2 separate regions of the Mus musculus genome follow, and region 1 is linked to region 2. A link is a loop called in an ENCODE intact Hi-C map of the cell type or tissue named here. Cell type or tissue: heart. All regions are shown on one strand. Each heading gives the region's core, and the rest is flanking DNA. Links, peaks and the distances in the headings are about the cores only. Region 1 holds the start of Polr3h (polymerase (RNA) III (DNA directed) polypeptide H). Region 2 holds the start of Phf5a (PHD finger protein 5A).

Region 1 (16,026 bases), core at 4,790-12,789, 55 kb before region 2:
TTCTCACACAGACACACAGACATGATACACATAAACAAAAATCATTAAAAAAAAAAACAAAACTTGGAAAGACATCCACTGGAATGAAGGTAAAGGTATAGAGAAGAACGGTAAAACAAGTAAGGGAAAAACCCTAATGAGAATAGTTCAGATGGAACTCAATCTGTAGACCAGGCTGGCCTCGAACTCACAGAGATCTGCCTGCTTCTGTCTTCTGAGTGGTGGGAATGAAGGTTTGTGCTGCCACCACCTGGTGCTTTGACCATTTTTATGCATGTGACAGATCCGCTCATTTGTGTAGACCTTACTGTACTAGAGAGGAGAGGGAGGACACCAGGAAGAAGGATTTGCCTGTGTTAGTGACCTGGTTATAGGGCGTTGGGATCCAACACCACACATACCCACAAGCCCAGAAATGTTGTTGCTGTGGGTTTTTGTTTGTTTGTTTGTTTTATTTTTTAGACAGGGACACACTAGAGAGCCTTGGTTGGCCTGGAACTCATTCTGTAGACTTGGCTGGTCTTGAACTCACAGATGTGCCTGCCTCTGCCTCCAGAGTCCTGAGATTAGGGATATGCACTGTCACATATGGCCCTTCCTAGAACTTTTTGGGTCAATTATGCTCACTCTTGGCTTCTGACAGTACAGGAGACAGTACAGGGCTGCCATCTGTGTCCACAGAGACCCAGAGTGCTGCCTTTATTCTAGTTCTGTTCTGAGCACCACACTGAGGAGCCTTCCTCTCTCTTTCGCTTCCCCATTTTCCTCTTTGTCTTGTTCTCTTTTAAAAACAAGTGAATGTCAGCTTCCTTTGAGACAAGGTCTGCCTGTTGTAGCCCAGATGGGCCTCAACCTTGTGACCATCCTGCTTCAGCCTCTTAAGAGCTGGGGTCACAGGCATGTGCTAACCAGTTTCTGCCTCCCTTGTAGCCCAGGCTAGGTTTGAACTTGAGCTAGAGGATGGCTGTGACCTGCTGAGCATCTATACCCTGGATGCTGGGGTCACAAGCATGTGCTACTGTTATTGTACCTTCCCCCACATTTTATCTACCCCCCAAATTCTCTACTCCTCTATCTCTTCCTTCTTCTCTCAGGGGGCTTCATTGTCTTACAGCCTAGAAGTAATAGACTAGCAGAACAGAGACCTGAGCTAGCCTTGAACTCACTAAGTAGCCCAGGCTGGCCTTAAACTCACAGAATCAACCAAATGCATCAACCTCTACTCACAGAAGAAGGCAAGGCACTGACCTGTGGGAACAGCTTGGTGTCACATGGTGGAGTGACCCACTTCTTCCTTCTCAGTCCCAGAATTCTTATTCCATTCTGGCCCAACAGAGCCAGTGACCCAACCTGGGATCCAATATTGGTGCTCTATCTGTCTTTCCAGTAGCCTTGAACTGAGTGACCAGGGAGGGGCCAGGGAGGAGCTCTCTGAGCTCTGAGGATGACCCAGGCTTGCCTGAGCCTAGAAAGCAGTTGTGGGCAGAGGGCCTGTGCTCAGGTGGGCAGAGGTGATCCATCAGAGGAACAGGTTGGGGCCAATACAGCAGGCAGAGTGGGGAAAGTCAGTGTTAGGAGTTGAAACGGGAGGGTGGGAGGCCGTGGAGTCTGGGATTTGGTCCTTTGTGGAGCAGGCTAAGGCTGGGGCTAAGGTCTTCGCATCCAGTTTCCTTTCTGACCCTGCCACTTGGTAAACACAGGCCGGAGCTGTCAGGCAGCGGAGCACAGTGAATGAAGGAGGAGGGCCCGGGTTTGAAATAGTGTGGTGATTAACCCACGCACGCACACGGAGAGACCACAGCTGTTCATTCAGGAAGTGAGCAGCAGAGATACACCGCCCACCCACCAGCCGCGGAGTAACAAAGAACTCATCTGGTTGCATCCAGGGCCTCTGTGTGAAGGCTATTTTTGTGAGAAGCTTGAAAATTCAAGCTCTTCTCCTGGAAAGCCTTCTCTCACCTGGGAGCAGCCAAGAGAGGGGAGGGGAGGACCTAACAGCATTGAAGTCCTCTGGACACACCTCTGTCTCGCTCCTGAAATCCACCATAGCCAACCGACAGACAGTGCCAGGCCCTGTCCAGCCCAGCGTGGCATCAACCCATTTAACCCTTCAGTGCACACAGATCCCAGTGGTGTCTATACGCCCTTAAGTTTAGGCGAGAGAGGTTAAGAACCTTGTCTGCCCAGGTGTAGTGGCTCATATGTGTCATCCCAGCGCACGGGATGTGAAGTAGGGTTGCCTTGCGTTTGAAGTCGGAACGGTCTGTCCACAAGTGAGCTCCAGGCCTGTCTTCAATTCATAGTGAGTCTCTGTCCCAAATGAAAGCAAAGAAAGAGACTTGCCCAAGGTCATGTAGCTGCCATTGCAGGTGATGTTAAAATGCAGGGTCCAAAAAGGCACGATGATGCATGCCTGTCATCCTAGCACTTGGGAGGAAGTAGGAAAATCAGGAGTTTGAGGGCAGCCTGGGCTACATAGTCACACTTTATCTTGGAGGGTTAAAATAAAAAGCTCAGGCTCTGTCTCCATGATATTCTTGTTCTTCCTCACAGTGCATCTGAAATGGCTTCTTATCCCCTGGGTACTCATCTCTGCTGCCATGGGACACATCGCCAGCCTGCACTAACATTTCTGCCCTGTAAACTAGGATGGCCCTTTCCACTCCCCTGCCACCGGCTGATCACTATTGTCACTAAGTACTATTCTGCCAGACACAATCTCTTTAGGCATTTTTTAAAAAAATTATGTGTATCTATTTATGTGTATGTCCCACATGCTCACCATGGTATCTGGGAGGAGGGTAGAGAGCAGTTTTGGAGAGTTGGGTATCTAATTTTTATTTTTTGGTATTCCTGGACAGGGTTTCTCTTGCAGCCTTGAGTGTCCTGGGACTCCCTCTCTGGACCAGGCTGGCCTTGCCTCTGCCATCGCCTGGCTAAATTTAAAAATCTTAAGGTGCAGAAAACTTACCCAATACTCACAAGAGTCTTTAGATGAAGTTTCTATTTTAGCAGAAGTTTTAGAGCATCACTTAAAACCAAGGAAAGGAGGCGAGAAAAGCAACAGCATTCCTGTTGGGAATACACTATTTTTTAGCTCTTTGAAAAGCATATAGGGGCTGGAGAGATGGCTCAGTGGTTAAGAGCACTGACTGTTCTTCCGAAGGTCCTGAGTTCAAATCCCAGCAACCACATGGTGGCTCACAACCATCCGTAATGACATCTGACACCCTCTACTGGTGTGTCTGAAGTGTACAGTGTACTTACATATAAATAATAAATAAATCTTAAAAGAAAAGCAAAGCATAGAATGTTTTCCTGGGCTATTTTGGTTTGCTCTCTCTCTCTCTCTCTCTCTCTCTCTCTCTCTCTCTCTCTCTCCCCCCTCTCATAGGCAGATGGCCAGTCTGACCCAAGACAGATTTTGGGGGAAACATTTTTGCTTTTGTTTTTTGAGACAGGTATCTCCCTGTAGTCCTGGCTGACCTAGAACTCACTCTGTAGACCAGGCTGTTCTCTAACTCAAAGATCCTCCTGCCTCTGCCTCTGCCTCTGCCTCTGCCTCTGCCTCTGCCTCTGCCTCTGCCTCTGCCTCTGCCTCTGCCTCTGCCTCTGCCTCTGCCTCTGCCTCTGCCTCTGCCTCTGCCTCTGCCTCTGCCTCTGCCTCTGCCTCTACCTCCAAAGTGCTGGGATTAAAGGTATTTGCCGCCACAGCCCATCTAGTTCTCCAGGATGTGGGTCCTGGGGGTCAAACTCAGGTCCTCAGGATATCTACAAACTCCTAGTCTGGCTCTTTTCTAGGGGCTGGAGGATCCAGAACAAAGCAGGAACTTCTGTGGAGAAGGCAATAAAACAACGTAATAACTACGTGCAGTATGTTAGAAGGCAATGAAGGTTTCAGAGGACTAGTAAGCAGGAAGAGGGGAAAGGAGGGCGGGTGGCTTGTGTTGTAAAAGGGGAGGGCCTGGGTCCTCCCCAAGAGAGACGCTGTGCTTCAGGGTCCAGACAGGAAGATGCAAGTTTATTTTATTACTTGTGCTGGGGATGAATCAGCCTCCATCTTGGGCTTGTAAGACATCTTAATGTATAGACAAGCTAGGCTCTTGCCTGTTCACGCTTAACCTTCTGTTTCTCAAGGATCAGGCCATGTCCCGACTATAACCTCAACTGTAAATGGTTCCACACTGCCTATGCCAGGGAAACAGCAGCCATGTCTTTGTTTCTTTAAATGTATTTATTTTATATCCCAACTGCCGTTACCTCTCCCTCTTCTCCCCCAGTCCCTGTCCCCCCCCCATTCCATGTCTTTGTTTGGAAATATTGATATGGTTATCTTGCTACCCTACCTTGGTTTCAAAAGGTTATAACTTCTTGTTATGGCGACCTTCTTACGTTCTGCTCCTGTAACCCCACCTATTTGCCCGCTAAATCCCCTCTTTGGAAACCCCCTACCTCTGAGCTATAAGAGCCCTTATCTTTCCCATGTCCAGGGCTGACTTTTTGAACCCCCACCTTACGGAGAGGCCCCCTGTGTATGTGTACAAGAATAAGAAAGTTGGCTTTAATTAATCGTTTGCTCTAATTAATTTGGCCCCGATGATCTGGGTCAGGGTCTTTCTCCTTGAATCTTTGGGATTAACACTGGGTTGGAACACAGGGCCTCAAACATGGCCAGCATGTGCCCAACCAAGGGCCTCCTCATCCCAGCACAAGAGTGAAATTTTCTTCATTTCTTTCTTTGAGGGTCTCACTGTTGTAGCTCAGGTTGGCCCCACACTCACTCTCTCCAGCCTCTGCCTCCTGAGAGATGAGATCACAAGACCGTGAAAGCACACCTGACCCCAGAGTGAGGATCCTTAATGTGGATTCGATGGTGTACGCTTCTAATCCCAGCACTTGGGAAGTGGACATAGGAGGGTCAGGAGTTCAAGGCCAACCTCAGACCCTCAGGTTCATAGTGAGTTCAAAGCCAGCTTGAACTATATAAAACCTATCTAAAAAGAAAGAAAGCAGAGAAGAAAGAAATTGGAAACAGCAAGGCGATTGACAGGTTCAGGCAGTTCTGCAGGTAGAGGGAGTCGAAAACCAGAACACCTGCTGTAAGAGGCCAAGGGCAGATTATTTTTTTAAGATTTATTTATTTTATGTATATGAATACACTGTTGCTGTCTTCAGACACTCCAGAAGAGGGCATTGGATCCTATTACAGATGGTTGTGAGCCACTATGTGGTTGCTGGAAATTGAACTCAGGACCTCTGGAAGAGAAGTCAGTGCTCTTAACCACTGAGCCATCTCTCCAGCCCCTGATTTTTTTTTCTTTTTCTTTTTCTTTTTTTTTCGTTAAGATATGAGAAAGAAGCAGGGCGAGGTGGCACACGCCTTTAATCTCAGGACTCGGGAGGCAGAGGCAGGCAGATTTCTGAGTTCGAGGCCAGCCTGGTCTACAAAGTGAGTTCCAGGATAGCCAGGGCTACACAGAGAAACCCTGTCTTGAACTCCCTCCCCCCCAAAAAGAAAGGTATGAGAAAGAAAAGGAAAGAAAACAAAACCTTAATTGCTTTTTTATTTGTTTTTATTATTTGGATAGTAGGCAGTGGCTTTGAACCCATGATCCTCAAGCTTTCAAGTTGTAAGTGCTGGCATTAAAAACGGGCAACACCACTTCCTATTTGGCATATTTTTGGTCTTTGAAACAGGATCTCTCTTTGTAGCACTACCTCTCCTGGAACTCACTCTGTAGACCAGGCTGTCCGAAAACTCTTAGAGATCCACTTGTCTCTGCCTCCCAAGTGCTGGGAATAAAGCTGTCGGCAGTATGCCCAGCCTTTCCTTTTCTTTTCAAAAAGCCCTGATTGCCTGTATTGCCTCGACTGGCCTCGAACTCCTGCTTACCAGCCTTCCTCCTAAATCAGGCCCCAGGGTGGCGGAGACTGCAGGCTGCCCCACTGTTGTCCCTGCACTTTTAGAGTTAACAATAAATCTTGAATGTCATTTTTTTTTCAAAAAAAAGATTTATTTATTTTATGTATATGAGTATACTGCAACTGTACAGATGGTTGTGAGCCACCATGTGGTTGCTGGGATTTGAACTCAGGACCTTTGAAAGAGCAGTCAGTGCTCTTAATCGCTGAGCCATCTCTCCAGCCCTTGAATGTCATTTCATAGCATCCATCATTCCTGTCTGTGCCTTTACATGCTTCTGTTAAAAGGTATATTATATATCTTGTCTTTTCCCTAGTAATATTTTCCTTCTTTAAACTGGGTCTGGTGTAACCCAGTCTGACCTGTGGCCTTGAACTTTTGACAGTCTTGCCTCACTCTCTCCAGAGCCTCAACCTGCAGTTTCCTTTGAAACCACTTCTGGCATTAGTCCTTCTCTGTAGGGCAGTGTGTGGCACCAAAAACTTGATTGCCATGGTCACCAGGGCCCAATTCCTAGGCTGTGGCGTGGGAGTTTCATGCCCTGCACCGCCGACCTGACCCGCTCCACACCCCGAAGAGCCCCAGCTCGTCTCCTCCCTCAGTCTTTCACTCAGTGACCACAATTCCGTTGCCCTTTTGTTCATTCAAATAAGCCATATTTTTAAGCCCTGGCCATCCGCCAGCCACTGATCTCGGTCCGGATGTTGTAGAGAGAACCCACACAATGGTCCGCTGCTGCAGAGGAGCTAGAGTTTGAGTTGCTTGTGTTTTTTGTAAACCACCCCACCAACCATGGAGCAAGGCACAGAATTAGTAAAGGGACCGGACTCTCTCTCTCTTTCTTTCTTTCTTTCTTTCTTTCTTTCTTTCTTTCTTTCTTTCTTTCTTTCTTTCTTTCTTTCTTTTTTTCCTTTCATCACATAAACCATAAACCAAAACTTCGTGCTAACAAATTGTTGAGCTGAATACCACAAAAGAGCACTGGACTGAATTCTGAAACCCTAGGTTCCACAGTCCACTGGCCTGGCCCCTCTCCAGCTTCCCATGCAGTTAATATCTAAGCCCTCAGGCTGTGGTTTGGCTGTTTCTGTCTCTGAGCCTAAGCTGTCCAGCTTCTCAGCGCCTAGGACCTCCTCACACTGACCAGCGTTGCTGCCTCCTGCTGCCAGCCTGTACCTCCTCCTTTCCAGAAGGCCACATAATAACCGTTCACCCAGCTGATGTGTCACTGTGTGTCATTTCCAGGATTCCATTCCCAACACCCACATGGTGGCTCACAATTCAATGGTCCTGGGGATCAGAGGTTCTCTTCTGATTCTCTCTCTCTCTCTCTCTCTCTCTCTCTCTCTCTCTCTCACACACACACACACACACACACACACACAGATGCAGGCAAAACACTTCATATACATAGAAATGTAAAACAAGTTACTTACTGATATTATGAAGATCATTGCTAATCAATTCTTACCTCTCCTGTCAATTCCCTGAAATACTTTGTTTCTAGAAAGGCACACTGTTGTCTTACATGTGTTATGAGACTGGGTTTCTCTGTGTAGCCCTGTCTGTCCTGCAGCTTGCTTTGTAGACCAGGCTGGCCTCAAATTCGAATTCAGAGAGATCCTCCTGCCTCTGCATTCTAATTGTTTGGATGAAAGGTGTGTGCCATCAACGCCCAGCCCAAAATGCCTTATTTTTTTTCTCCTCATTTTTTTTTTGGGTGGGGGAGGGAGTGTGTTCTGTATAGCCTTGACTATCTTGTACTCTCTTGGTAGACCAGGTTTGTCTTAACTCTCAGAAATTTGACAGTCTCTGCCCCTCCCAACTGCTGGGATTAAAAGTGTGCAGCAAGAAAATTTTTCTATTTTGTTTTTTTGAGACAGGATTATTCTGTTCAGTCCTGGTTGTCCAGAAACTTGCTCTGTAGACTGGGCTGGCCTCAAACTCTGAGATCCGTTTGCCTCTGCCTCCCAAGTGCTAGGATTAAAGACGTGTGTCACCATCATTGTTAGGCACCCCCCTTTTTCTTTTTAGAAAGAGTCTCAAACAAACAAAAAGTCTTTTGTACCTCAGGCTAGACTTGAATTCACTATGTAGCTGATCTGTGTTTTTTGTTTTTTGTTTCTTTTTGGTTTTTCGAGACAGAGTTTTTCTGTGTAGCCCTGGCTGTCCTGGAACTCACTCTGTAGACCAAGCTGGCCTCGAATTCAGAAATTCGCCTGCCTCTGCCTCCCAAATGCTGGGATTAAAGGCGTGCGCCAGCACTGCCCGGCCACAGGATCTCATTTGGTAACTCAGGCTGGTCTTGAACTTGCAGTGATTGTCCAGCCTCACCCTCTCTTGCGCTGGTATTACAAGCGTGAGTCTGTTTCAGCTGTTTAAGCTTTGTGTGCTGAGCTTTGGTGAGCATATCCATCAAATGCACCACTTAAAATGACATCATCCAGGAAGGCCCGGCGACCCTTTTCTGCCCACTCTCTTGGGTACTTTGTCTGGAGTAAAGACTATTTTGAACGTGTTAAATTTGTATTTTCAAAGGGTCTATCTGGCTGTTGTGCAAAAGAAAGACAATCAGGCTTGAAGTGCAGACTTGTCGCCTAGCAACCAGACTCTCTCAGGGGCCCGGGGTTGGCTTGCTTCAGGATGGGGCCCCGCCCTTTCGGCACTCTACCCCGCCCCTCTTCTCTCACTTGCGGGAGAGTGCTGGCGGCCCCGCCCACCTTCCGGCCCCGCCCCTCACGGGAGCCTCGCGAAGCTCTGCGACCCGCAGGGGCGGGCAGATGCTTCTTATTGGTCAGTTTTCCGGAAGCTGAGTTGATTTGGTTTGGCAAGCGCAGCGTTGCTGGACGCGCGTGGCTCCCGCGCGTGGTGCGGACGGAACGAGGCCAGGGTGGCATCCGGGGACGGGGAGCCGGCGCTCCTCCAAGGCTGGCGGGAGCGGGCCTCAGTTTCCTCCGGGAGACGAGCGTAGCTTCCAGAATTGGAGCCCAGGCCCTCCCGCGCAGCTCGGCTGCAGGTTTGGCTTGTCAGAGGCTGAGAAGGGACGGAGGAGGCTCGGGTCCCCCCCACCCCATCACAGCTCGCAGGCCCCCGTGCTTGGCAGCCTCTCCGGTCTCCAGAGCCCTAGCGCAGGATGTTCGTGCTGGTGGAGATGGTGGACACCGTGCGCATACCCCCGTGGCAGTTTGAGCGGAAACTCAACGATTCCATTGCTGAGGAGCTGAACAAGAAATTGGCCAACAAGGTACTGGGCCCTCGGGCTGCCCGGCAGTGTCCCTACCGGTCCCACTGCTAGTCTGGCTATCGCCTGGTTCACCCTTGGCCTTGCACACTTAACTTCATGTCGGGGTTTTTTTCCTTCGCATCCTTATAAACCAGACTTGGGTGACAACGTGTACACAAGGGAGTAAATGGGCCGGGCGAGGTAGTGCACACCCGTAATCCGAGCTTCTTGGCTATTGAGGCTTTTTGACGATCCTGTGTTCGAGGCCAGCGTGGGCAATATAGTTAGCCCTTGACTCAGACAAATTAAAAGCACCGAAGCTGCTGGCGGTAGCGCATGCCTTTAATCCCATAACTCAGGAGGCAGAAGCAGGCGGATTTCTGTGAATTCGAGGCCAGCCTGGTCTACAGAGGGAGTGCTAGAACAGCCAAGGCTACAACGGAGAAACCCTGCCTCAAAAGAAACAAAAAGCATCAGGATGCTGAACAGTGCTTGAATTTGCTTGACATTCGCGGAGTCACTGGTTCGGTTCTCAGGATTGCCAGAAAACAAAACGGAGAGAGCGTGTGTACAAAATGGGTTTGTAAAACAGAAACTGGAATATGCCTGTTTCCTCGTTCAATTACTGTGTTGTCTTGGCCAAGTCACCCTCTCTGGGCCTCGGTTTGTGTTATCTGTGTTGCCCACAGTGTGAGAGTAGAGGTGAGAGGATAAGCGTGCGGGTCTCTAGAATTGAACTCAGCTTTCAGCTTTAGAGGGAGGCAGCTGTACCGGCTGAGCCAGCTCAGTAGCCCCTTTCTTGTATTCATTTGGTTACTGTGTTTCCCTTTCTATGACTACAGGGGCCTTCTCGGACTTTCACTCTCTCCAATGGGAGACACAGGCTCTGCCCTTGTAGCCTAGTGAGAAGAAGTTGGCTTGAGAATGTCTTGTTGTAATGAGCTGGGGTAAATGCCATGAAGGACAGGCATTCACAGAGTGGGGAACAGGGGAGTGTCACCCGGGATGAAAGAGATGGGTGACTTCTGAGGAAACAGCCATTGCTCTGAGAGCTGATGGTGGGAAGACACCAAGTAATGCCTCGGACAGGCCTTTCTGTGAACTTTTCACTTTGGGACTGTGTCCAGGCTTTTGGGCCTGTCAAGCGGGTCACTACTGGAATGGATGTAGCAAAGTAGAGAGACTCTGTTTCGATGGTTGGAGTAGGTTGGGTGTAGAGCTGTGGAGGCAGTGCATTTAGCATGTGCAAAGGTCCTGAGGCAGGAGAGGCACAGAATGCTGGTGTAGCTGGAACGGAAATGTAGACGGAAGCCAGACCACAGAGCCCTGGAGGGCCTTATAGTCCAAGCTGTTCTTTACGGGTCGGTAGGATGTGATCTTCAGAGAGCCAGAAAGAAAGAGCGAGTTTGGCTTTTACAGGAGACAGGTAGTCCCTTATAGGAGACTGAGGCCCTAGGAGAAGGTACACACACAGATCTGAGGCTTGTCACATGGAGGAGGAGAGAGCTCACTGACAATCCTTTAATTTTTTTTGAGACAATCTCACTATGTAGCCTTGGCTGGCCTGGAACTTGCTATAGTCTACGTTGCCCTTCCAATCCCAGAGAACCATCTGCCTCTGCCACCCAGGTGCTAGGATTGAAGGTGCGTGTCACACCCAGTCTTAGTTGCTGCACTAGTGCTGTGAGGAAATACCATGAGCAAGGTGACAAGAGAAAGCATTTTACTGGGGGCTTACTGTTGCGGAGGTTGTCCTTCAGCATTGTGGTGGAAGCGTGCTGGCACACGTGGTGTTGGAGTAGGATCTGAGAGCTATGTCCTCCACTGCCAAGGGAGTAACGCTCGCCTGCTGTGGGTCTGTGAAACCTTAAAGCCCACTCCCACTGACACAAGAAGGCCATACCTTCTTTCTAATCTTTCTCAAGTTGTGTCCCTCTCCGATGACTTAAGCATTCACATTTATGGGCCTGTGGAGGTCACACTTAGTCAGCCATGACATCCAGGTCTGTCTGTCTGTGTCTGTCTGTCTGTCTTGTCTTTCTTTTTTTCTTTCTTTCATTACATGGATTTATTTTGAATGTGGGTGTATATACCACAGCACACATGAATAGGCCACGGCACAGCTCATAAGGAGAAAGGGGTCCTGGGATCTACCTTGACTGCTGAACCATTTTGCCAATACCATCTCCCCACATCTCATGGGACTTGAATTCACTTTACATCCACTGTGTAACCAAAGATGGCTTTGGACTTCGGATACCCCTGCCTCCCCCTCTCAGCTGCAGGGATTACAGGCAGAGATCACCATGCCCGGGTGAGGTCAGTTCACTGGATCCTGAGAGAGAAACCTCCACAGATGACGACTGCTGGGAGCTCTGCCCCAGCTCTGAAGTGCTCTAGTCCCTGAGCAGCTCTTGTGAGGGCTGTGGCTAGGGGTAATATTGGTGGTAGACATGTAGACACTGAGCCAAGTCATTTAGAACACCAGGGTGTGTTAACACCAAGCTGTGTGGGCTTCTGGTCTGCGGAAGTGCTTTGGCCACATATCCCTGTCTGTGTGTCTGAGGCGGTGTGAGAGTGATGGAGTTCTCAACACTTCCTGGCTGTGATCTGGGGCACAGACTTTGGGACACTGGGATGTGTAACTTTTTTTAAAGAAAGATTTATTTATTTATTTATTTATTATATGTAAGTACACTGTAGCTGTCATCAGACTTTGGGACACTGGGAAGTGTAACTTTTTTTAAAGAAAGATTTATTTATTTATTTATTTATTTATTATATGTAAGTACACTGTAGCTGTCATCAGACATCCCAGAAGAGGGCATCAGATTTCATTACGGATGGTTGTGAGCCACCATGTGGTTGCTGGGAATTGAACTCAGGACCTTTGGAAGAGCAGTCAGTGCTCTTAACCGCTGAGCCATCTCTCCAGTCCCCTGGGAGGTGTAACTTAAGCAGGGACAGTAAACTTGGTCATTGTGGTCTGACCCGGCCACCGGTCAACTTCATGTCCATCCTATCCACTTAACGCTCTAGCTGCTGTCTCAGATTTGAACGTGGAAAGTTGAGGCTGAGAGGCAGAGTAGTGTCCTTGCTGGTCCCGCAGGGAGGAGGCAGAGCTGGCTTGTCACTCAGGCCCTGCTCTTTCCAGAGTTCTGCATCCTGAGGTCCCTGCCACAGTCACCTCCTGCAGTCTCAGCTTATGTCCATTAGTGAGAGGGATGCGCAGAGCTTGCTTGTGACCCTGAGGGTTTCGGAGGAGCCGGGCCCTGGGGTGACTGCATGCATGTGTGCACAGGTCGTATACAACGTGGGACTCTGCATCTGTCTGTTTGATATCACCAAGCTGGAGGACGCCTATGTGTTCCCAGGGGATGGAGCATCCCACACCAAAGGTGAGTGCTTTCTCTTGGGGTTCGTTTCTCTGTAACAAAAGATGAAGCTGCCATTCGTCTTGAGGTGGTGGGAGACCTGGGCCCCAGTCCTAACTCTTCAAGGAATTGACTTCAGTGACTGGGCACTCGTGCCCTCTCTGGGCCTGAGTTTCTTTACCTGTGAGACATCAGTGTGGATGACTACAGGTAAAAGCCACCAGTTTGAGATTGTGGTTCAGCCTGTGTGTCCCTAGGGCTCGATCTAGTTAGTGCCCCTGCTACCTGCCACCCCCATACTGCTCATTGCTTGGTGGTGAGATGGCCCGCTAGGCAAGGGCCCTAAGCTGCGGCTGTTAGTGCCTGGAGAGCAGAGAGCAGGGGAGAGCAGGCCAGTTGGGTCTACGGACCTAAAGGGGAGGTAGGACACAGCGATTAAAAGTGTCCTTTGGGGCCAGCAAGTGGCTCAGGGGTAACTAATGTGCCTGTTACACAATCTGGAGAACTGAGTGCGCAGCCGTGCCCGCTGATCTCTGTATTATGGTATGTATGTGTGCGAGGGCCTGCGCAAATGCACGCGTGAGGCCTCTGAGCAGGAATGCTGATGCAGGACTGTAATCCCAACACTTGGGATATAGGAATAGGAGCATCAGGAGCCCAGGCCAGCCTGAGCCATCCAACAGTGACAGTGGAGTCTATACTTGAGGGCTTCCTGGAGGACTAAGGAATTAATACAGTTGAGCTCAAGCTGGGCCTTGGCACTGAGGGAGTGTGGGGATCCTTGTCTCTGTTAGTTCTGTGGGCTGCTTGGGTGGTGGTCCTCTGGGCAGTTAGCCAGGGCTGGTCTGAAGTTCTGTGCCTAAGTATGTCTTCAGCATACCTGGATGCCATTGGCCAGAAGATGCCACATGGCTAAAACTAAGGGCTAGAGAATGAGACTCTGCCCCTTGTTGAGGGAAAATGCAGTAAAACCGAAAGGTCCGTGCATCTGCTGGGCAGAACCTGCAGGAGTGGTGGGCGGAGCTTGTGGCCAGGGCGTCTCTGTAGCTTTCTCTCCTGGCACTGGACAGCAGTGTAGATCCGCAGCCTGCCCAGCAAAGTGACAGACAGAAAAGCCACAGTGAGCCTTGTCTTTGTGTTGGCCATCTTCATAGCCCAGAGATAGGTGGGTGAGTGTCCTGGGGTGTTTGGAGATAGCATGGGGTCTGTGCGGGCACTCTGCGACTCATCAATTGAGCCCCAGGAAACAGGCTGTCTTTGTGTGGACTAGGCATTCTCGTGAGGAGAAAAGGGAGCCCAGAGTGGAGAACGCTCTGAGGAGCCCTGTTCTCAGAGAGGAGTGCCAAGCCACGCTGGGCTCTGCACTTGGCCAAGGGCAAGGCTTCTGTTTTCAGAGAACGCTGTGAGCTAAGCCAAGAGCCTGTTGTCCAGAGGCAAGGGCTAGAAGGTATCCAACCTGAGGAAGGCCAGAAACAGTGCTGCCCTCACACTGGCAATGTTTGGCACTTGCTCTCCAGGATTGGATTGGATCGCCCCAAACACCCTGCTCCCCCTACATTTCTTGTCTCCTGGTGGGAAATGTCAAGTACAAGACCCATGTTTGACTCTGGCTCTGAGCCTAGGATGGGGCCTGGGCAGCTAAGCACACTGTATCACACCATGCGAGCGCCACTCGGGCTCTACAATCCTTGGAGGGCCATGGAGCACTGCAGGAACCTCAGAAACTCAGGGTCAGACTTGGGGCAAGCCTCTTTATTCCTGAGCATTTTTGCTGGCCCTCTTCTGCTTTCTGGCTCACCAGACCAGTGCCGCATGTGAGTGGAATCAGGAATTTGTCCTTTTCACAGAAACAGCACACCCCAAGGGTTGGGGAGCACCCATCCTGGGATCTGTTTGCTTTATGCCTGGTAACTAAAAGCCAATGAAACATGCCCTGGGCAGTCTGGGGGCAATGAAGTACAGTCCTGGGGATGGAAACTCAAGAGCCTCATGCCACATCTCTAGTCTTTTATTGTTTTAAGACAGGGTTTCTCTGTGTAGCTCTGGCTGTCCTGTAACCCACTATGTACACCAGGCTGGCTTCGACCTCACAGAGCTCTAATTCCAGGGTTCTGGGATTAAAGGCATGCGCCATCATACCCAGCTCCAGCCTTCCTTTTTTTTTTTAATATTTATTTATTTATTGATCTATTTATTTGTTTGTTTTTTCTTTTTTTTTTACTTTTTTTTTTTTTTTTTTTTTTTAAAGACAGGGTTTCTCTGTGTAGCCCTGGCTGTCCTGGAACTCACTCTGTAGACCAGGCTGGCCTTGAACTCAGAAACCTGCCTGCCTCTGCATCCCAAGTGCTGGGATTAAAGGGGTGCGCCACCACTGCCCGGCCCAGCCTTCCTTTTCGAGGCTGACTGTTGTTCTACTGTGTGTACCCTGAGGTGCTCACCGCTTGCTTTCAGACATGGTGGTCAGGCTGTGGGCCCTGGGTTCAATGCTGTGCTGTCCCAGCACATGCCCAGCTAAGCAGGGCTTGGGCCTGGCAGGAGCTTTGAGCTGAATGCTAGGTCTTATGGAGGGAGGGCACGGTGTTCCATCCTGTGCGTAAGTCACCCATGGCGAGACTTAGCAGAAGCCTCGGTCATGTTCAGGTTGTCACCTCACCGAAGGTAGAGTGCAGTTGGACAGAGCCAGGCATGGTAGGCCCTGATGTCCTAAGATGGGTGCTGGCAGGCTAGGCAACTGAAGGAGTCCTGGTAGAAGCCAGTGCTGGTAGTGGGTCTGTCTGAGGAAGGTGCGTTCAGCATGGTGGCCTTGTCTGCGATTCTCAGCTTGTGGTCACAACTCTTTGTGGGTTGAATATCAGATACTTGCATTAGGATTCATAACAGAGCAAAATTACAGTTATGAAGTAGCAGTGAAATGATTTTATGGTTGGGGTCACCACAGCATGAGGAACTGTATTAGGAAGGCTGAGCACCGCTGCCTTAGAGTCTATCCATGGCTGAGTGGGCAGAACTGTGTGGTTGGAACAGGACACAGCCCCTGAGCTGCCTCCTCTTCCTCTGTGTGGTAGAATACGGTGTCTGTCACAGGAGGCTCATATGGGCAGTCTGCTGGCAGAGAGCATCTTCCTGGGTGAGAGGGCCAGTGAGGTGTGGCCTCTGCTGTTGGCACAGCTTCAGCTGGCATTTTCCTTGGGTTCAAGTGAGCAGGAACCCATGAAGTCACCTATGTGTCGCCCTCACCACAGCCGAGGCAGGCAGCCTCGGCATTTTTAGTATCCTAACCCAGGTCAGCTCTGTGCTGAGGGTCAGCTTGCTCAGGCCTCAGGAGACAGGAACTTCCTTTTTATCCTCTTGGAATGCGAAGGACAGCCTGAAGGTTGTTTGGAATTGACTTTGGAGTGGCTGATGGCCCAGATTGAGGCTCAGGTATGGCTAAGATGCATTTGGAAGCCAGCCTCAGTTCCAGGGCAGCAGCTGCTGATGGTTCCTTATGGGGACCAAGCTGTGAC
Region 2 (16,026 bases), core at 2,893-10,892:
CAGCCTGGTCTACAGGGTGAGTTTTAGGACATCCAGGGCAATACAGATACAGAGAAACCCTGTCTCAGAAAGCCAAAAAAGAAAAAGGAGGAAAAAAAAAAAAAAGAAATAAAGAAAGAAAGAAAAAGACCCGGTCCATAAGGACCTGATCACATTCACACAACCCATGTAAAAAAGCAGCTGAGTGTGAGCTGGAATTGGCTCGGGGTGGTTAAGAGCACGTGTTGCTCTTGCAGAATGCCCAGATTTGATACGGTGCCTTGCAACCATATGTAACTCCAGACCCAAGGAACCCAACACATTCTAACCTCCTTGGGTGCTAGACATGTATGCACATGGTGTACATACATACATACATACATACAGACAAAACATTCATACATATACTAAAACAAATAAACTGGGCAGTGGTGGTGGCAAGACAGCAATAATCCCAGCACTCAGGAAGCAGAGGCAGGTGGGTCTCTGTGAGTTTCAGGATAGCCAGAGCTACACAGAGAAGCCCTGTCTGGAAAAACTGAAAATAAATGTTTTTTTTTAATATTTATTTATTTACTTATTTTACACATTTGAGTACACTGCAGCTGTCTTCAGACACATCAGAAGAAGGCATCAGATCCCATTATAGATGGCTGTGTGTCACCATGTGGTTGGTGAGATTTGAACTCAGGACCTCTGGAAGAGCAGTCAGTGCTCTTAACCACTGAACCATCTCTCCAGCCCAAATAAATCTTAAAACAAACAAACAAACAACCTAGGTGGAAGTAAATGCCTATAATTCCATTTATGTACTGTGTATGCATGCATGTGTACATATGGAGGTCAGAGGATAACTTACAGGATACTCTTCTCTTCTCCTATCCTGTTGGTGACAAGTCCATACCCAGTAAACCATCGTACCAGCAGTAGACTCTATCTTTTAAATGAAGGAGCTAAGATTGACGAACAATAGAGGCTCCGTTGGCTGGGGATGGGGAGGGTGTGTGTGGTGGCTTGAGACAGAAACTAACACATCCTCTCTATGCCTTACCCCACACCTGATGGTCCTGAGTACTTGACACACACAATCACATGACTGTCCAGTGAGACAGAAAGTCATATGCTCATTTTGCAGATGAGGAACCTGGAAATCTTAACTGCTTTGGTTCCATCATTCCAGTCCTGATTCTAAAACTGGTCACCTCTTGCTTGGACTAAACTTTGTAAAATGACTAAGAAATCTATTCTCCATGCCCTCCAGGAGCTCCAATGAAGCTTCTACAGGTGCACTGTGGGACACCCTATAGAATTCTGTGCCCAGTCTCAATGTTGGGAAGGGACTACTCATAACATTCTAAAAAATTGGGATTGACAAGATGGCTCAGGAGGGAAAGGTATTTGCTGCCAAGCCTACTGACCTGAGTTCAATCTCCGGAACCCATGATAGGAGAACTGACTCCCAAAGCTGTCCTCTAACATGAACACTCACTGTAACAGGGACATAACCTCCTCCCTCAACAGAATAAATGTGTGTTAAAAAACAACAACAAAAAAAGAAGCCAGTCAGTGGTGGCGCACACCTTTCATCCCAGCACTTGGGAGGCAGAGGCAGGCAGATTTGAGTTCAAAGCCAGCCTGGTAGTCTACAGAGTGAGTTCCAGGACAGCCAGGGCTACACAGAGAAACCCTGTCTTAAAAAAAAAAAAAAAAAAAGAAGAAGAAGAAGAAGAAGAAGAAGAAGAGGAAGAAGAAGAAGAAGAAGAAGAAGAAGAAGAAGAAAAAGAGGAGAAGGAGGAGGAGGAGGAGAAGGAAGAAGAAGGAAAAAGAAGGAAGAAGAAGAAGAAAGAAGAAGAAGAAGAAGAAGAAAGAAGAAAGAAGAAGAAAGAAGAAAGAAGAAAGAAGAAAGAAGAAAGAAGAAGAAGAAGAAACAACAAACAAACAAAAAAGAAAAAAAGGAAAGAAACTTCACAATTTTTTTCTATCTTCTTTGTTAGGGTATCCTCCTCCACTACTAGCACTTTAGTCTCAGAGATCCCAGGTTTCTCTGAGATCCAAAAGGAGGCAAGCAAGCACTCTTTGACCTCTGATGGCCCAGCACCTACACAGCAACTCATTATTCTCCTCAAGCATAAATCAGTAATGTTATTCCATGATTTAAAATGGTCTAGTGCTGGGGCTGGAGAGATGGCTCAGTAGTTAAGAGCATCAACTGCTCTTCCAGACGACTTGGGTTCAATTCCCAACAGTTCACAACTGTCTGCAACTCCAGTTGCAAGAGACCTGATGCAGTTTCAGCCTCCATGGGCACTGTATGCATATGGACAGACAGAGAGACAAACCACACATGCAAGTAAAATAAAAATAGTATTATGCCACCACCAGGCATAACCACATCTTTTATTTGCCTAATTGGTAATTTTCTGTCTCCTCTCTTCCCTTAGTCTCAAAAGCGCTGAGGCTACAGGCAAGCGCACTGCACCCAGCTTGGCTTTCCTAAGCTTGTTTACTTGACACTCCCAAAGCCTTGACCAGTGCTAGGCAGCAGGCATAGTAAACATCTCAGGAGCAGTTGGTTCAGACAGCAATGCCATGTTCTGCTAGTCCTCAACACAGAATGCTGGTTACCTAAGTCTAAGATCTAAAGTTGGTCGACTAATGAGTTTACAAACTTTTTCCAGTTAAAGCAGCAGTTGGTCCCAGGAAATCATCACAGTGATTAAAATTCAAAGAAAGAGGTTTTGTGGTTTTGGGTTTTTTAACATGAAATTATGCAGAAAACTTCTGCCACAGACGTCAGACTTCTTCGCAGTTAACTACTATTCTAGAATTACTTGCAAGAAGTTGCATGATTTCTCCAAGGTCATACTAGAACCCAAATCTCAGTGCAACATAGCAAAGCCAAAAACCTTTTATTTACCTATGTCAAATGCACCAAGATAAGCATTAAAACAAAAGAATATGGCTTTTTTTTTAACAATCTCATTCTCTATTTTCTTTGTTTTGTTGCTAATCTCTCCACCTGGTGACAAGTACTGTCAAAAACAGTAGGATGTTCTAAGTTATGGTCCGAGGCTGAGTCTCACTGCCAAAGAGCAATACACTGCAAGTTGCTGCCCTCCAGATTTGGAATCAGAAATGTGTAGATCCAAATCACAACACATTTATCAAAAAGTAATGATAAAATCCCTTAAAGGAGTATATAGGACTTTTATTGGTGTCAGGTAGGGTTTTATATACTTTGCAATTATTACTTGATTAAAAAAAATGTATTAGGGTACTGAAGAAACAGGTAAAGAGACATGGGAGTAATTTACTGACTATCACAGTTACTTAGCACTAAAGCCAGGATTTAAACCCAGGCATTCTAATGTATGAGTTCATGCTGTTAAGCTTTAAGCTTTATTGCCTCTGTTTCTTCACCTGAAACACTGTTGCTCATAGGTCTGCCTCATCCCAGAGACATGAGCAATTACTAGTTCATGTAAGGTAAATGCTATTGGACTGATATCAGCTGTTCTGTAACCTCCATCACATTTGGTCCAGCCAAAAGAAGGTGAATAAATAATCAAGCCCAGGAAGATCTCTAAGGGCTCATTAGAATATGTATACACTCCATAAGCACAGGGACTGGATGCTAGAGCCGTGACTCAGTGGTTAAGATCACTGCTACTCTTCCTGAGGACCCAGGTCCACTGGCTATTCTTCCAGAGGACTCCCAGCACTCACATGGGGGCTCACTACCATCTGTAACTCCAGTTTCAAGGGGTCTGATTCCCTCTTCTGGCTTCTGTGAACACTGCATGCATGGACACGGTACACATATGTACATGCAGGTAAAACACCCATACACATAAAATAATAAAACTTTACATACACTGAAAATGAAAACAAAACAGGGGTTGTCTTCTTACCAGTTTTTCTACTGGCTATGGTTGCACATGCCTGATCTCAAAGCACTCAGGCAGCTGAGGCAGGAGAATCAAAAAGACAAGGCTGGCATAAGCTACACAGTAAGACCAGTCTCAAAAACAAAAACAAAACAAGAAAAAGAAAAGAAAAAGCCACAAATGTTTATGAAGTAATTAGTGCATGCTAGAGATTGATCAGACAGAGCTATTAAGTAGTAAATACAGCTTCTGAGATGCACGCAGCACAGAAGAGGTAAATGAAAGATGTTCTCAGAGTACAGAGTCAGCAGACATTGCCTGAGACAGGGTGGATTTGGATGCACCGGTACATTGAAAGGATCAGAGTACTACTCACTCACCTTAGCTGAATGAACACATGAGGAGACTCTGATTTTAATCCTGACTACAGCAGTCATCCAAGCTCTCAAGGTCTTAGATTCTCCACATTTAAAAGAAGTTAAACTACATCATTGTAAACACATTCTAATTCCTCATAATTAAATGCTCAATAAGCCTTGTTTAATGAAAACAATCCACAACTGATAGAAAAAGAACTTAGAAAGTTATGGGTACAAGGTCATGGATCATGGAAGGACACGAACTATAGCCCAGATCTCTTTCTACACCATTCTAACACTCACTTTCTAAGGTCCAAATGTGACATAATTCTTTTCTTACAAACTCAAAGGTCATGTATCCTATTAAATAGTCTTTGCCTGACTCCACTAAATCATAGGACAGTGGGGTCAGGACAGAACTCATCGTACTGTCTAAAGAATCAAAAGAACCAGAGATAATTTAGCTGCAAATCCCTTTCATTGGCCAAAAGTTAAATGATTTGTTCAGATAAATGAGTTTGATTTTGCAGTTTGATTTTAAGTAATTTGATAAAGAAAACTTCAAATGATAATGCCTCCTGGGAGTAAGGCACATAATTTTTAAAAATTATTAATTCTATGTTCCAAGTTGATCCAAAACAAATTCACAAAAGTAATCATGAAAGGTTGCCAGAAAATGTCTACAGTTATTTTATGGATTTCTTTTTATGAACAAAATACATTCTTTACAGTAAACATTATACGTTTCTAGGGCTGTAAGGTTAGTAGTGGGAAACCATCTGACAGGCATAGTCAATTTTCTAGACGTCTCATAACAGTCAAGGTCAAACTGTTCACTCTTCTCATCTTTCCACCTAGTATCTGGAAAGCAACTATCGGTGACTTCAAAATATTTGATTCTGTATTCTGACAAATACAAACGATCACACCCTGATTCAGAAAGTTCTGTGATATTAGCTGCCATGAACAACAAGAAGAGAGGGTCTGCAGGGTCACTGCTCAGGCTATGATCCTTTAGTGACACCATGAAAGCCACTACTTTGTCTATATCTTCCAGTTTTTCCACCTACCAAGTTGGGGGAAAAATTATCTCACATCTATGTCGTCAGATAAAACATCTGTAACATTAGTAAACAGCCTTGACATCTGCTGCAAAGGTGAGAAAGCACTCTTATCGTGACTATTTATTATGGTGGGGCCCAGAATAGTCCTTCTTGTGTCTATGACCCCGAGTCTCCTCAAAGGGTAGTAGTGGATATAGCTTCTGCAAACTCCATGCCCGGCAACCACGGATAAATGAGGCGACGAGTCTCTGCTACTGGTGGGAAGTGAAGGCTTCAAGCACCCGGCTTTAGAGGAACCCACAACCACCGCGCCCCCCAATCACCTTGTCATCACCTTGAGGAACAGAAAACCACCCTGGGGGAGCATGGATTCCACCCTCAGAAAAAAAGGAGTGCCTCCACCCTGGACCAGGCTGCCGCTGCTTAAACCCAAGCTTGCCGGCGGGCGGGGATGGGAACTGCGAACAGCCTGTGCCAGGGACGCCTTGACCTAGGACAACGCAGGAACCCACAAGGGCGCTGGGCCTGCAACCGCGACAGGTGCACGGAACGTCAGCCGCGAATCGAGCCCGCCTCGCCTGGCCTCGCCTACAGCCGCGGGCAAGGCAGGAGGCTCCCCGCCCCCGTAAACCCACGTCTCTGGGCTCGCTTACCTGCAGCCGGGTGACCAGGAGGCTGTAAGGCGCCATTTTGTGCACTGACAAAGATGAGGTCGCATGAAAGTGACGTGACAAATGGCGCCCTTAAAAAAGCATCGAAGGGGGCGGGGCTTACAGAGAGACGAGTCAACCGCGAGGGTGGGGCCTCCTCCCGCAGCCAAGAGTGCAGATAGCACAGTGGGCGGGGCTTACATGACGGAAACCCGGCGTGGAAAGCAAAGATGCGGGGAAACTGCCAACTCGGCGTTCGGCGCAACCTTGTCACCTTTGCCCTTGGGTGTGGAAGCTGGAGGGGAGGCAGGAGTTCAAGGTCATCCAGGAAAGAGAATATCCCCAAATCAACATACTTGGCGGAAGCATGCAAGAAGCCCTGGCGTCAATCCCCAACACAGAATGCAACATATGTAGAATTTTTACCCAAGAACAAACTTCAGTTTATGAGTTCAAATCTGGAAGTAAAGAGAATTTTATTCAAAAACCTTTGGTGCACCTGCAAGGACCTAGCGAGGAAACTCTCGCGAGATCTAGCCGGTTTTGGTGCCCCCCCCCACCCCCCGAGGCTAAAGGCTGACGGACAGCTTAATGGCCAATCACGGAGGAACGGAAGTAAGCACGCCGTAGGTTAAAGGTCGGGCGGAAGTTCCCTAAGCTTCCGGCCGCCGGCTTGGAAAAAGAGTTATGGCTAAACATCATCCAGATTTGATTTTCTGCCGCAAGCAGGCTGGTGTGGGTGAGTTGGGGACGTGCTCCCTTTTGGTTGAGTGGGATGGGATTAGAAAGTGGGGGACTAGGGACTTCAGCCTCCTCTTTAGGGCTCTGGTTTGCCGTGTCCACGTTTCGCGCCTTACGGTGCCTGGGTATTCTAGCAGCGCTCACCGGCTTGTGGCATCTTAGAAGAGGGCAGCAGCGCGCATCCGGGAGTCTAAGGCTGGCGGGATCCTCTGTGCCAGGTCTGGAGAAGCCGGTCTAGAATACTTTGAATTTTGGGGGGTTCCAGACATTTTTTTTATTTTTGACATGGCCTTTGGTGTAAAGCAAAATTTAGGGTCGTGGGCCGGGAACTCTTGTCTGTAATCCCAGCACCTGGGAGGCAGAAGGCTGGAAGATTGCTGCGAGTTCGAGCCTGGCTAGAGCTTAAAAGCTAACTCAAGCTACACAGTGGGATTCTATCACAAAAAAGTAGGGGGTGGGGGACAGTGGAGAGGGAGGAAAGGAGAATGTGACCACGATCCTGTACGGTTGACTGTAATCATTGCTACCTTCGCCATCCTCTATACTCAGTTTGACGAAAAACTTTGCTTGCTACCTCACAACCTTAATTTTAACGATGTTTTACTATCTTTGACCTTGCAGCTATCGGAAGACTGTGTGAAAAATGTAAGCCGAACACGCCCTCTCAGGCCTTGACACCTTTACTCTTTGAAGAGTCGTCAATTCCAGTGGAACAGCAAAGAAGTCTTTTTTTGGGGGGGGGGGTGTTTTAAGACAGGGTTTCTCTGTATAGCCCTGGCTGTCCAGGAACTCACTCTGTAGACCAGGCTGGAACTCAGAAATCCGCCTGTCTCTTCTTCCCAAGTGCTGGGACTAAAGACGTATGCCAACACTGCCTGGCTAGTAAAGAAGTCTTAAATAGATAAACCAGCCTGCAGAGGATACTAAATACCTGGCTGCCACCAAAGACTGCCCCACCATCCTCCCACTTAAGCATGCAATTTTTAATACTTCATATTTAGGTTTTGAAAAAAAATGTCTACTTTTGGACAGTAAGATTTGTCAAGAGTAGTGGGGACCTTCCCAGCCCAATGACATTTGTCAATTTGTTGACAGTAACTACATAGACTTAAAAGCTCCCAGACACTAATACAAACTCTTTCCATGAACTACTAAACTGAGACGGGTACAGGATAAGGCTTATGCTGTCAAGGTAGAAGAAGGTCCTAAGGTCACTGTCAGAAGGAGACTAGTGATTTCCCGCATAGGGCAGAGGAGAGATCTTAGGGGAGTAATCGCTATTGGCTATAACTCAGTTCTCCTCTCTCTACAGGTGACGGCAAGTGTGTGATCTGTGATTCCTACGTGCGTCCCTGCACCCTGGTCCGCATATGTGATGAGTGTAACTATGGATCTTACCAGGGCCGGTGTGTAATCTGTGGCGGCCCCGGAGTCTCCGATGCCTACTACTGTAAAGAGTGCACCATTCAGGAGAAGGATGTGAGTGTAGGCTGAGCTTCCTACCCGCTCTTCTCTTCCTTTTACTTTGAACCATTTTGCCATCCATGGCCACCTCTTCTGATCTGGGCTGTGGAGATTGCAGTGTTCAGCTAGTTATCTAGGTAATTTCTTCAAGCCTGTGAGCCAAACTGGGTGTGGTCTAATAAAGAGCAGTTACTCTGTATCAGGGCAGAATGGAAGAGAAGCAAGTCTTCATTGGTATCAGCAGTTAGGAGAACTTCTCCATGTACCTTGCTGTCTCCTGCGAATGGGTGTGTGGACAACCTGCTGAAGGCAGTTCTCCCTGTAGACTCTGGTCCTGGCGGTTGAGTGCAAATGTTAGGCTTGTCAAGTGTGTTTACCTGCTGTCTTAGTTAGGTTTCTTCTCAATGATACAACAAGATTAAAAGCAGCTTTAAAGAAAGAAAAGGTTTTCTTCCACACCTCCAGGTAACAGTTTGTCGATGCGGGAGCCACGGAGGATCGATCACTGCTCTTTCCCCTCCAGTTTGCTCAGCCTGCTTTCTTACTGCCTCCAGTTCCACCAGCCCATGAGTAGTGCTACCCACACTGGGCTGGGCTCTCCCATGTCTGCCATTAATCAAGAAAGTGCACCACTGGTCGAACTAGTGGGCCTTTCTCAATTGAGCTTTCATCTTTTAAAATGACCCTAGTTTGTGTCAGGCTGACATAAAGTTAGCCAGGGCAGCTCATTTTTATTCCTTTTTTTGTTTGTTTTGTTTTGTTTTGTTTTGTTGTTGTTTTGGTTTTGGTTTTTTTGAGACAGAGTTTCTCTGTGTAGACCAGGCTGGCCTCGAACTCAGAAATCCGCCTGCCTCTGCCTCCCGAGTGCTGGGATTAAAGGCGTTCATTTTTATTCTTAGCCACATGTAAGATCCTCTGTTTGTGTGCTAATGAGTACGTCGGTGCTGTGTAGAAGACACTCAGTGGCTCTGCCTGTATCTGTCTTCCTCTTTTTCTCACAGACATAGGTGCCAGTGTGTCTCAAAATGGCCTGGAACCAAAGGTCCTCCTGCTTCAGCTTCCTGAGTGCAGAGGTTACAGATTTGTACCCACATAGTGGTTCTCTGGGCAGGGATGTAGGATGTGGCAGCTACTGAGGTAGCCTTGCTATGTTGGCCCTGGCTGGTCTAGTGCTCATTATGTAGTCCAGGGTAGCCTGAAACTCAAAGCAGTCCTCCTGCCTCAGCCAGCCTCTTAGATAATAGGATTACTTGCCCAACTTGGTTCTCTTAAATCCACTGTGATTAAAGACAGTTTAGGTAGATCTGGTGGTCACATGAGTTAGGGATAGTTATAGTTGATACCAGCTTTAAGTAAGAAGAATGGTATCATGTTGCAAATTGGTTGCTGGTCTTATGTTTTTGTTTCTTGACTGGTGCAGAAAGGAAACGTCTATTGCTTGAGTAAAACTAAGTAGAATATAGTCTGGCTGGACTAATTGAAGATGCTGGAGAACCTAAGCAAGGAGGAGACAGCTGAGCATGGTGGCGCACACCTTTAATTCCGGTACCTGAGAGGCAGAGGCAGGCAAATCCTATGACTTCAAAGTCAGACTAATGTACAGAGCAAATTCCAGGACAGCAAGGGCTACAGAGAAACCCTGTCTCAAAAAAAAGGGCAGAACATAGCTCTAAATATTCCCATGTGTGTGTAGGTTTGTAGGTGTAATCGCTTCCTCATCCCTCACACAGTGTAAGTAGAGGTTATCGTTTTTCTAACCTGTCCCAGGCTGTCTGACTAAACCATGTGTCCACATTACACCATGTGGTCCTTTCTTGAGGCCTTGGTGTGTGCTCGTGTTAGAGAATTAGCACACTCTGCATGCAGATGCTACTCACCGCCAGTCCCGGAGCTCTGTATGGTGCGGAGGCGGATGATCTGCGGTAGCTGCACTCTGGGTTGTGAATGACGATGTAATAAAGGGAAGTAAGGGAGGAAACGGGGAGCAGGAGACAGACAGCAACACATCCTCAAGTCGGGGTCCCACCACATCAGCAGAACGTGCCTGGGAAGCCACATCCAGGCATTTAGCTAGGGCTCCCAGTTGGGAGCTTTTTCTCCATGGGTGAATGTCAGGCTTCTCTTCCCTGCAGCCTTTTATAGCACAGGATAAACCTGTTGGAAGTGGTTTGCTTCCGTGGTGGTCTCGAGGCTTCAGTGTCTGGTTTAATTTCTTTGTTATATCTGTTTACCTGTGTGTGGGCATGTGGTGTCAAGAGGACAGCTTGTCTGGAGTTCCTCTTCTCTCACGGGAAAGTGCTTTGGGCCAATGAGCCATCTTGACAGCCCAAAGCTGCTGTAAGCCCTTACCTGTTTGCTGGTTTTCCCTGTCAGTGTTAGGAAGCAAGAGGGGTAGCCCGACCCAGGATGGAATGTAAGACCAGCTGAACGGCTGAAGACGGGTTTATGGTGTTGAATCCACATTGTTTGGGGAAAGGAGAAAGTGTTGAAATCATAACTTGGGTTGGCTTGAACCCTCTCCTGCCCTTAACCCTCTTTCCAGTTACCTGTGACAACTAGAACTAGATTGGTCATGTTCTGCCCTCTACCTCTCCTTTTCCTGGATGTGGGTAACGGTCTCATTTTCTATGTACTACAAGGATGATACTCCATTTTTGGTACTGCCCCTAGAAGGTGTTCTGGGAGACGCGTCTCTCCACTTTGCACATTTGTTGTTTAGGAATTGGGACGTACTTAGTGTAATGGAAAGAAAGGATTCACTCAGTTGTTAAGCAAAAGGGTTTCTGTTGAGCTTTCACAGATACAGCTAGAGTCTGTCTGGCTCAAGCTTGGAACTAGAGAGTGATTACTCAATGGCAATTGCCATCTGACTTGTCTGCGTCCATCGTGTGATCCGATCCCTTTACATCCCTGCCCCTGAGGATGATTTCAGACCTCACTCCACCTACTCGGCATCATACAGGAAGGCTCGGGGGATACTTGAGCTCAAGCTCACAATTACTCGGCACGAGTTTCCAAGGAACACAGAGCAGTACTGTGACATGATCCAGCCTCTCACCCTTACTGACAGATGATCGTGTAGAAGAAGTGCCCTGGCTTTTGCCTGTGCAGAAATCTTCCTGTGCTAGAAGCCACTCCCCTTATTGTTCACCTCTTCTACAGCTTTTATAATTTATAAGGTAATTAATTAGGTCAGTAAGCTTAGCTGAGTTTTTCAAAACCTCAAAAATAATCGGGACTCAAGAGTTGGGCATGGTGATGCATGCCTGTAATTCTAGCACTTGGTATGCTGAGGGGGAGAATTGCCAGTTTAAACCTGGTCTGTGGCCGGGCAGTGGTGGCTCACACCTTTAATCCCAACACTCACGAGGCAGAGGCAGACGGACCTCTGGAGTTTGAGGCCAGCCTGGTCTACAGAGTGAGTTCCAAGGCAGCCAGGGCTACACAGAGAAACCCTGTCCTTAAAAACTAAATACAAAATAAAACCAGTCTGATACTGTATCACAAGACAGAAAGTCTACCAGGAGAGCAGTGTCCTCAGGCCTTGGTACTAGAGGGCTGATTTTTATGTTTGCTCTTAACCCCAGGCAGACACTAAGAAAATAATTAGCACTTGCAGAGTTTTACAAGTATTTTTACTCATTTTGAAGTACGATGGTTGAACCAAGGATTTTACACAACCCATCCAGGGTCCTCTAGACTAGCACCTGTCCCTGAGGCCAGCACTTCAGCACTCGGGTTTCTCTCATGAGGAATGAAGTCCTAAGGAATATGGTAACGGTTGGCTAAGGAGTAAAGTAACTTGGCTAAGAGTCAACTTGAAGTTGCAGATGATAGAATATTAAATGAGATAGAAGGCAGCATGCTTGTCCTGATGTTCCCATGTTTAGTGTGCGCACTTCACTTCTCATCACTTCACTGTCATTTCTCAGACTGTTTCCTCTGTTGTCTTGTTATTTCTACTATTTTTACCTGGTTTATTTTTATTAGGATAGCTGGAAAGTTGAATAAACCTTTAACCCAAAAGCTATAAAATGGTCTTTAAGGGGCAACAAGATGGCCCGGTGAATATAGGCCTTTACTATTAAACCTGACCCTGAGTTCGGTCCCCAGAACCCACCTGTCTGAGCTCCTTGCACACACCATGGCATACATATGCCATTCTAAATAAATGTAAAAGTTTTTTTTAATTAAAAAGATCGTCTTTGAAAACTTATAAAAGAGCCAGGCTGTGGACACACTCTTGATCCCAGCACTCAGGAGGCAGAGGCAGGGAGATTGGGTCTTTTTCTTTTTGGCTGAGGGAGATGTTGGGGGTTAAACACAAGGGGCCAAGCATTTGGTTCTGGAGCTAAGGGCATAAGGTGAAGAGCTACGTTTCTGCTGCTCCTGGGGTAGGTTTTAAATCTCTTGAGACAGTTTCAAGGACTTAACAACTCTATTCTGTTTTTCAGAGAGATGGTTGTCCAAAGATTGTCAATTTGGGGAGCTCTAAGACAGACCTGTTCTATGAACGCAAAAAATACGGCTTCAAGAAGAGGTGATGGGTGGGTGGCTCCTTCCTCCCCCATCAAACTGCTGCAGCTGCCAGAATAGACGCCTACTACCACCGCCTAAAGGGAACGGAGCTGAGTGTCACCAGAGCAGCCTGCTAGTGCTAGTGTCCTGGCCCCTGCCACTAGCAAGTGCCCATGGAGCATCTGGCAGACTGGAGGAGACGTTGCTCGCTTAGTCCCTAGTTCCCTTTTTGTTTTGAGTTGGAAAAGCAAGGCTCTGTTCTCCACATTGATCCTTTCAACTCAAAAGCCTCAAAACAAGTTGGTGTGTGTCCTTGGTGATGAAACTGTCCCGGCAGAAGTGTGGTCTTGCAGCAGCTATGATGGGGTTGTCCTGTGACCCTCAGTGTGGCCAGGTGTGACCTGAACAGTAATGTGACCTGACAATTTGCAGGTGGTGCTGGGCTCGTGTTATTTTCCTTGTAAGTTGGAAGTTTCAATTACGCTAATAAAGTTGGCTACCTTCCCCGTTAACTTTGAACGTCTACTTTTAGTCATCTAGGTTTTGGTGACTAGAACCAACCTAGAGGCTGTGGGGCTAATGATGGACGGGCAGACTGGAGGAGACGTTGCTCGCTTTGCCCTCTCATGGAAAGAACTCAGAGGACCCTGAGGGTGAATGAGGCCATTTTAGTTTTAGGGTGTTTTTTTTTTTCCATATCCAAATTTTTATTTTTGTCTCACTCAATAGCTCAGGCTGGCCTGAAAACTATTGGTGATCCTCCTGCCTTAGCCTTTAGAGTCTTGACATTTCATATGTAAATGACCAGACCTGAGTTTTCTAATACCGATTTCAAAGAGATGTCCTACAGTAATGGTGAGGAAAATAAGATAAAATTAGGTTGATTAATTAGAGGAACTTTGGTTTGTTTCCTGCAGTGTATATAATTTATTTGAAGGGTATGTTTCCTTTTTTAAAAAATGTAAGATTTTGTGTATGAATGTTTTGTTTGCATGTATGTATGTGTGCATGCTTGGTACCTAGAGTTAAGGGCAGCAGACACCCCTGGAGTTCTGGGTGGATATGAACTACCATGTGAGTGCTGGGAATCAAACCTAGGGCCTTTTCAAGAGCAACGGTCATCTCACCAGCCCCAACAAATATCTTGTAAATTACCCAAATTAGAAAATTCAGCCATATCCATCTATGTGGGTCAGTTCATTGCTGCCTACTGATGGGAGAGTTGTCAGGGAGGGCGTTGGCCTTGTTTGTACTCCAACCTAGTAACAAAGTCATGGCAAGAAATAAACTTTTAAGGGTTTTGGTTTGAGTCCAAGAAAAAATTCATGGTCATATATGATATACTGCGTACAGTTAAGACCGCCTCTTCCTTGAGAATGAAATGAAGGAGAAGCAATGTACAAGCCACAGGGTGCACAAAGGAAGGAACTCAGGCAGGCTTGGTGAGCACCTCAGGAGAGCAAGATAAGCTTGGCCGCAGGGAGAAAGCTGATCCTGATAGGTTTCCAGGTGCTCGGCTCTTAGGCCACCTGGTCCTACCCCAGCCTTGGTGCTATGGCCGCTCCCGCCCCTCTTTCTGGTGTTAGGGATCAGTTCAAGTAGCCCTGTGCGCTTTTCCCCAGCTGCCTGGTTGACCCCATGGCTTAGAACTTACATCTACCAGTGTTTGGGTAGCCACTCTCCAGTTTGAAGAAAATAACCCCTGAGCTGTGCTTTATGGGCCTTGATAGAATGCTCTAGAAGGCCTTTAGGGCAGCTAACACTCATGCCCAGAAGCATCTCAAAAGGCACACATGCACCTTCACAATGGGTTAGTGGGTAAATTCAACTCAGCTGTAGAATCTATTGCTCTGTCATCTAATATCCCAATCCCAGTGTTGCTTTGTTTCTGGTTGATCAGTGGCCAAGAGAAAATAGAATGTTAGGCATACCTCCAGTGCGGTCTGTCAGTGGCATAACATTTGTTAGTTTCTGGGTTCGGTCCCCTGTACAGCAAGTAATGAGTGGCTATAGAGCGAGCTCTTGAAACTACCTTTTGTCTATCTTGGGCATTAGGATAATTCCCTTTGAGTTTAAAAATGAAACCAAAGAGGGTGTTGCTCTATATAGAGTCTCTGCCTTAGCCTGCAGGAAGCTCTGGGGTCCATATCCAGCACCACAAGACCAGGCGTGGTGATACACGCTTGTAATTGAAGCAATCAGGACTAGAAGCAGGTCAATCAAAAGCTCAGGGTTATCCTGTACAATAGCAAACTGGCAGTCAACCTGAGCTAGGAGAGACTATCCAAAACAGAAAGAAAAAAAAAAGAAAACTTGCAAATTCATCCTTGAGAAAACATTGTGTACAAGCGTAATTTTAACCAGAAACATAAAATTCTGTGAAGATAATAAGACACCACTCAGGTGTGTATAACCACAATTATGATAGACTTAATTCCTCATTTTCATTTTTGAAAGAAAGCACTTGCCAAGTGTAGTATCAAACATCTTTAATCCTATCATTTGGGAGACAAAGGCAGGCACGTCTCTGAGTTTGAGACCAGCCTGATATACAGAGCAAGTTCCAGGACAGCCAGGGCTACACAGAGAAACCTTATCTAGAAAAAAAAATAATAATAATTAATAAAATAAATAGAAGCTGGTGAGGGGGCCTCCTGGGTTAAGAGTACTTAAACTACTGGAAAAGTCTGGGTTCATTTCCTAACACCTAACCAAGCAGCTCACAGTCTCCTGTAACTCCGGTTCCATGGGATCTCACTCCCTTTTCTGGCCTCCATGGGCACCCACAGGCTACTCTTTTAGATCAGGGTTCAATTCTTAGCACCCACATAATGGCTCACAAACATCTGTAAATCCAGTTTCCAAGGAATCTGATGCCTTTTTCATAAGTAAATCAAACACACACACACAAAACCAATATACAGGATGGCTCCTGTAAGTTGCCCTCTCATCATACCTGGGATTCATACCCAGGACAAACAGCTGAGGTGCATATTTAATGTACTAAAGTAGACCTGGCCTCCAGGTTCTCCCAGTCTCCCTCAGTTCCTACCTGGCATATCCTTCCCTCTACCCTGCACTTTCCAGCCTAAGGGCTGGGCTTCCCCCGCCCACCCTCAGAGGCTCTTTCCTGTATAATCCAGACATTTTGGTCTCTTCCCCCTTCCCCTTCTCTTTTCTCTCCCACTCTCTGCATATTCTCTCTATTTGTGTGTGCACACTCTTTCTCTGTCTTCCCTCTCCCCTCTAGCTCCTCCCCAAGGCCACTTCCCTGGCCTTTTTCCTTGGCATTAATGAACCTTCCTCCTGAGAGCTGCTTCCCACTAAACCTGCCTTTATATATATACTCTAATCTGGCTTGAAT

The links. A loop is a pair of places that touch in the nucleus more often than their neighbours do. Peaks named below come from ENCODE experiments on the same cell type or tissue, not always from the same donor. Only the 100,000 strongest peaks of a DNase experiment are listed, where the experiment ranks them.
Region 1: a loop joins it to region 2, with 3 times the contacts of the local background. A loop is called at or near these places in 3 of 42 quality-filtered maps.

Annotation. Positions count from the first base shown.
Region 1 is chr15:81,918,927-81,934,952 of GRCm38, reverse strand. It overlaps Polr3h (polymerase (RNA) III (DNA directed) polypeptide H), which reads left to right and starts at 8,740. Exons shown (of 6, transcript NM_030229.4): 1 at 8,740-9,167; 2 at 12,448-12,544. The coding sequence starts at 9,057. In heart, for the core only: no CTCF peak of the experiment used is centred there; DNase peaks (open chromatin) are centred at 6,572 and 8,612; H3K4me3 peaks cover 2,358 bases; H3K27ac peaks cover 930 bases.
Region 2 is chr15:81,862,465-81,878,490 of GRCm38, reverse strand. It overlaps Phf5a (PHD finger protein 5A), which reads left to right and starts at 6,599. Exons shown (of 4, transcript NM_026737.3): 1 at 6,599-6,678; 2 at 7,302-7,325; 3 at 7,993-8,159; 4 at 12,599-13,975. The coding sequence starts at 6,627. The coding sequence ends at 12,688. It overlaps Aco2 (aconitase 2, mitochondrial), which reads right to left and starts at 6,028. Exons shown (of 18, transcript NM_080633.2): 1 at 5,943-6,028. The coding sequence starts at 5,978. In heart, for the core only: a CTCF peak has its summit at 3,779 (motif pointing left); DNase peaks (open chromatin) are centred at 6,070 and 6,570; H3K4me3 peaks cover 3,367 bases; H3K27ac peaks cover 2,365 bases.